Linked DNA regions of Homo sapiens: region 2 is linked to region 1. A link is a loop called in an ENCODE intact Hi-C map of the cell type or tissue named here. Cell type or tissue: heart left ventricle. All regions are shown on one strand. Links, peaks and the distances in the headings refer to the core of each region. The heading gives the core; the rest is flanking DNA. Region 1 overlaps DGKB (diacylglycerol kinase beta). Region 2 overlaps LOC107986770 (a long non-coding RNA gene).

Region 1 (2,934 bases), core at 274-2,773:
TATCGCTATTTCAAGCTAGTCTACTGCTTAAATGTACATTTCTCTTTTCCCTATAATATAAATTCAGGAATTTTCCTTGAAAAAATTAAATGACGATCCAAAGTTAGAGATTTCAGAAATTGAAGCCTTATTAATTATCTTGTTCATGCAGGAAAAGGAAATGTTCAAACTGAAAGAGTATTAGGAAACACTAACTTCTCTTCTTGGCTAACTTCTCGTTTTTCCGGAGACAGCAACTGCCTGGTATAAAAATGACCTAGTTAGTTAATAACAGAGCTAAGGTCTGTTATCTGATCAATTTGATGACGTTCACTGCTCCTATGCTTTCTGTCTATTAGTCCTCATGTCTTGCTGTGGTTGTCCGATTGTGCCAAGTAAAAGGTATTAGATTCCTTTCTTCCAAATGAATTAAAATAAATTAAAACTTTTTCTGTTTTTTAATCTGAGAAATGAGTGATAGAACAGATCAGCGGTTGGCAAACTATGGCACTGAGTCAAACCTGGCCAGCAACCTGTTTTTGCACATGCAGTTTTATTAAAACATAGCTTTTGTGGTTCATTTACATAATTTCTGCGATTGCATTTGTGCTGGAACAGCAGAGTTTAGCAGTTAAGGCGGAGACCTTATGGCCCCATAGCCAAAATTACTTAATATCTCTCCCTCTGCAGACAGTTTCCAATCACTGGAACAGAGTTTACCTCTATATAAAGTTATTCAACAAAAAAAGTGTTTTAATTACATTGGATTTTTTTAAAAAACAATTCTCCAATGAGATGAATTCTGAAGGAAGAATGAATAAGTCTCAGGTATAAATTTTCATTGTGGTAATCAGAATCACAAAGCCATCCAAATTCTCAATTTTCCTTCAAATCTAAGAGACACTAACACTCTATACCATTTCTGACCCATTCATCTTGTATTTTGTAAAGTTTGTAGAGCCTCTTGTAAGAGAAAAGATATGGCTCTTGCTCTCTGCTATTTGGTATAGAATCTGGTCCCCATCAACTCCATTTCTGATTTTGGTACCAAAATAGATATTCTTTAAAATAGACTAGTTTTTAAACTGCTGTTGCTGGAGAAAAATAAATTGCATTGAAATCGTAAATGTTGTGCCTTACATTAGAAGTGAAGATTACTCTCCCAGGACTACTTCCTTTTCTGTGTAATTTGACTAGGACACCACAGTCACTTTCAAATACACTGTGGTATTTTACATGCACCATCAATTAGAACCTACTCCCCGAGCTCATAATTGACAATAGACAATAACATATAGGACAACCTAACAAGACAAGCTTCACAACAAATGGCCAACTTCAAACTGCAGTATCTAGATTTTCAATTAAATAAGCAAAGGTGAGGGGATAGATTCATGGATCAAATTCTCTACAGGTAATAATGTAACACATTAACTGCCTACAGAAAGGAAATAAATCTCAATTGCTAAAAAAGGTTCTCATCACTCAGTTGTCTTGGTGTCATTCTTGCTTTTTAAAACAATTACCATGCCTTAGAATTCAACAGCTCTTTCTAACAAATAGATGCTGTATTTTGTGATCATTACACATGATTATATGGCTTATACATTTTATTAAAAGACAGCTTAAAATGTAGGTGGCTTACTTTTTTCACAAAAATGAAAGAAAAGGGAAATTTCTTCTTTTAAAGTTGTTCTTTACAGAGATGGGGTGGGGGGCGGAATTTAGTCTCAGATTTAAGGTGGTCTCTTGAGATTAAATAAGGTGCCTCTGCCATCTAGCGGCCGTCACTGGTAACACAACTCTGGAACACAGCTCTGATAGCTATAATAAAACCTTAGATTTCTCCTATTTAGCTCCAGACACTCCCTTTTACTAAAAACATAAAAAATAAGTTTACAAATACTATTAAAAAGTAAATTATGTACAGTTAATAGAGTGCACATTAAATGCATAGAATTGCCTTACAATTGAAATAATACTACACTAGAAACTAATGAGGTATTATATTGGTTTAAAATACTTTGAGTTAAATCATATAGATTTGTGGACTCTATTACCTGTGATAATTTTTATAACTTCACAAATATCTATATTTATAAATTAAATAATAAATAATATATCAGCAGTAGTTTCCAAAAAAAATCATCATTTCAAAAAATCTCTTGTGACATTTAAAATACGGGCAACTGACTGTCCCTTTCTGCACTTTTCTATCTCACCCTCGACTACCAGATGATTTACTTGCTCATTCCTGCATCTTCCCTCCTTCTCTCATCCTAGAATTTACATAGATGCTTAGAATATACAAAGTTTAGCTTTACAAACATAAAATGTCCTTCTCGGGAATCATTATTATTGGAATTTCCTGACTAAAGTTATCTGACAATTTTTCAGGATAAAGTATACATTAAACCTTAAAATGTCAACATTTTGTCAATTTTTCTTTTGTTTTCTCCCAGTAGTCTGATTTACATAATGGTTTTTGTCATAAGGTACATGAACAATTAAATAAATATTGATAATATAGAGCTAAATATGGTATTATAAAAAAATACTCAGTTATGTGTAGTATAAGAAATTCAGGTACAAGAAAATACTATTTCACAAAATTTTTAAGTGTAGAACTACATACTTATTAACAATAATATATATATTATATTTTGTTTAAATAAATTAGTTTAAGGGTAACTTTCCATATATCACTTATTAGTATTTTATTGTTTTCCATCCTCTGACCATGTCTTGGATCCCATGGGCCTCATGAAAGGTAAGCTTCAACTGAGTTTAGAAGAAATTTGAAGACCCAGGTAAAAAAGAAAACAAATAGTAATCTCTTGAAACCTATTATTTTTTCCTAAACTTATACATATTCCTTAACCCTCAGCTCATTTGTATATTCCTAAAGCCCATTTATATATTCCTAAACCCATATGTGCCAACATATTTTTATAT
Region 2 (2,934 bases), core at 152-2,651, 1.2 Mb before region 1:
CAAAAGTTCTCATTCCTAGAAGGTCATAAAAGGACTCACAGAAGATTTGTTTTTTCTGGTTGCCCAACTGGTTACAAAACTAGATTACTTCCTTCTACTTCTGCCAAAATAAATGTTATTAAAATACTATATTCCTCATCTGCCAGTCAGAATCAAAGATCCATGAAAGATGATGTTTATTTGTACATGTGCACCTTTCCCACCATAGAACACACATTAAATGCAACACTCAAGATAGTTTCAGCTGCTTTGTGAAGCTGGTTTTCTTACATCTTCTTTCTCAATCATAATATGGAAAATATTATTGCCTGTCCTAAAATGAAAATTCTTTTTCTCAGCAATTTATTTGGAGTAAATTTTTCTTCTGCAGATGACCAAATATTTATTTGTCATGGTGATAATAAAGGTTTGATTAATTGCTGATTTTGGAAATAGTAAAAGACTTAAAAATGTCAATTTTCAGCAGGGTGCGGTGGCTCACCCCTGTAACCCCAGCACTTTGGAAGGCTGAGGTGGGCGGATCACAAGGTCAGGAGTTTGAGACCAGCCTGGCCAATGTGGTGAAACCCCGTCTCTACTAAAAATACAAAAATTAGCCGGGCGTGGTGGCAACGCACCTGTAGTCCCAGCTACTCAGGAGGCTGAGGCAGGAGAATTGCTTGAACCCGGGAGGCGGAGGTTGCAGTGAGCTGAGATCGCGCCACTGCACTCCAGCCTGGGTGACAGAGTGAGACTCCATCTCAGGAGGAAAAAAAAAAAAAAAAAATCTCAATTTGCTTGGAGACTGTTGCTTCAAAGAGGAGGATTCATACTGGGAACAAGGAAAAGATCCAACTGATTCTGTACTGAAAAGATGGATATGATCAAGTAGGTTTCCAGTGAGGAAGAAAAGATTAGTGCTCTGTAGTTTGGTGCTGTAAAAAAGCCCCAATTCACATAACACTAGTTTAAGTAATTTTAAGTAGCTAGGTTTTAAAAGTATGTTTTAAATTGTAATTGTAAAAAAAAAGTTTTTGAAATATTTGATAATGTTAAACTGGTGACCCAATATACTACTATGGTTTGAAAACGAAACAAAGCAAAAGCAAACAAGCACAGTCTATCTCTGTTTTTATTGCTTCTATCTTTTGGATTATGCCAAAAATTGATTTTGCCAATAGAGGGCAGTAGTCAAACTAGGATAGGCTGCATCTATCATTTCTGCAACCTCTAATGAGGTAAAAGGACACATAGAATCCTCATCTGCTTTTATGGATATTGCTGTGTAATTGCAGTGTAATTATGGCCCACAACAGCTTCAGAAAATTATCTTTCAAGAAAACAGCTGGTTCTCTTTCACAAACCGAGATGAAAGCTAGTCAATTACAAAAAAAAAAAAAAAAAAAAAGTCCAAAGAAAATATTCCCACAATATATGCTGATATAATAAACAAATGACAAAAAAAGAAATATCATAAAAATTTTAAATGTATAAATCACAGCTACTGATATGAAAAATAACACAAGGTACAAACATAAGAAAATTAGAAAGGTAGGAGATACTTCTGACACATTGTTTCATATTACAATCTAAATGGACTTCTTAGAAAGATTTTCAAATATGTTTTTTCATTTTTTGTTTTCATTTATTTGTATAATTATGTAAATGCATGGATGTATACTTTATGAAATACATGCACAAACATGCAAAGAGATTTAAAGTATAAGATTTTTTAAGCCAGTGCTCAGGAAAAATTTTAAAAATGACTAAATTTGGGCACTTACTCTAAATTTATAATTGTATTAAGCTTTGTGATATGTCAGTAAGCCAATACATGAGTGTCTCATTCTATAAAAACTCTATATACAAAAATTTGAAGGTTCTAAAATCATTAACAGAACGATCAATTATAGATAATCCATTTTGACAAATGGTTTATTTCAATGTTACTTTAAAAGTCAAGCCTTTTAGAATGGCATAGAGGTGTCTGGATTTATGAAAAAATGAAATTCCCAAGGTCAGAAACATAAATACTAGCATTTAAATTTTCTCATCTTCCACCTGATTGATATTTTCAGGCAGTCAGTTATATTTAAACTCTTGGTATGAAGAATAAGAATTGGTGTTTTCTTGACTCACTGAATGGCATGTCATGGCAGTTCCATGTCATTGACGGCCAAGTACCTCTTATGACCCTTACATTCAGAAATTATTTTAATTAACAACAAACATTAACTGAAGGTATATTTTTTAACCTCAGGGGAATTGGTCCCTGAGTGGTTAAAATAGAAACAAATAAGTACAATATATAAAATTATAAATACAAATATGTATGCATATGTATATAGTATATCTATATGTATATATGGCATGCACCTGTATTAAAATAGATACAGAGAGAGGAAATCAAATAATAATTGTATTCTAAGTTTATTTTTTTTTGTTTTTAATTGCACAAAGTAAGTTGAGAACCTACCAGTAATACTCAGTGGTTCTCAAGTGTGGATCCTGGACCATTAACATCATTTACCCCTGGGAACTTGTTAGTTCCTAGTCTGTCTCCATCCCCCCCACCGCCTGAATCAAAATTTCTGACAATGGTCTCCAGCAATCTGTGTTTAAACCAGCCTCCATGTGATTCTGATGCACGTTAAAGTCTAACAACCACTTCTCTGAGTAAATATAAGTTATTTTCATAAGTATTATAATTTGGACACTATGAATTCCTGATTTCATCCTGGCTCCAGGCTTCTTTTTGGGCAAGTTCTGAATTTGGGTATAGTTAAAATGTTTTTATCAGATAGGTTGGTTCTTTATTACTATTGACCAGATCTTTCCAAAACTGGGTTTGTAATCGAGTCTTTACAGAAGCGTTCTTACATTAGCTATGGAATCTAGGCCTCATTAGTTCTTAATAATAATCTAGCATTCGGAAAATTAGAAGACTTGAAACCA

Evidence for each region. Hi-C counts contacts between places; a loop is a spot of excess contacts. Peaks named below come from ENCODE experiments on the same cell type or tissue, not always from the same donor. Only the 100,000 strongest peaks of a DNase experiment are listed, where the experiment ranks them.
Region 2: a loop joins it to region 1, with 4 times the contacts of the local background. A loop is called at or near these places in 19 of 110 quality-filtered maps.

The regions. Positions count from the first base shown.
Region 1 is chr7:14,690,061-14,692,994 of GRCh38, forward strand. The region is part of intron 9 of DGKB (diacylglycerol kinase beta); the gene reads right to left. Among named protein-coding and RNA genes, the nearest start is that of DGKB, 210 kb to the right of the region's middle. In heart left ventricle, for the core only: a CTCF peak has its summit at 1,764 (motif pointing left); a DNase peak (open chromatin) is centred at 1,771.
Region 2 is chr7:13,524,132-13,527,065 of GRCh38, forward strand. All of the region lies in intron 2 of LOC107986770 (a long non-coding RNA gene), which reads left to right. Among named protein-coding and RNA genes, the nearest start is that of ETV1, 460 kb to the right of the region's middle. In heart left ventricle, for the core only: a CTCF peak has its summit at 1,163 (motif pointing right); no DNase peak of the experiment used is centred there.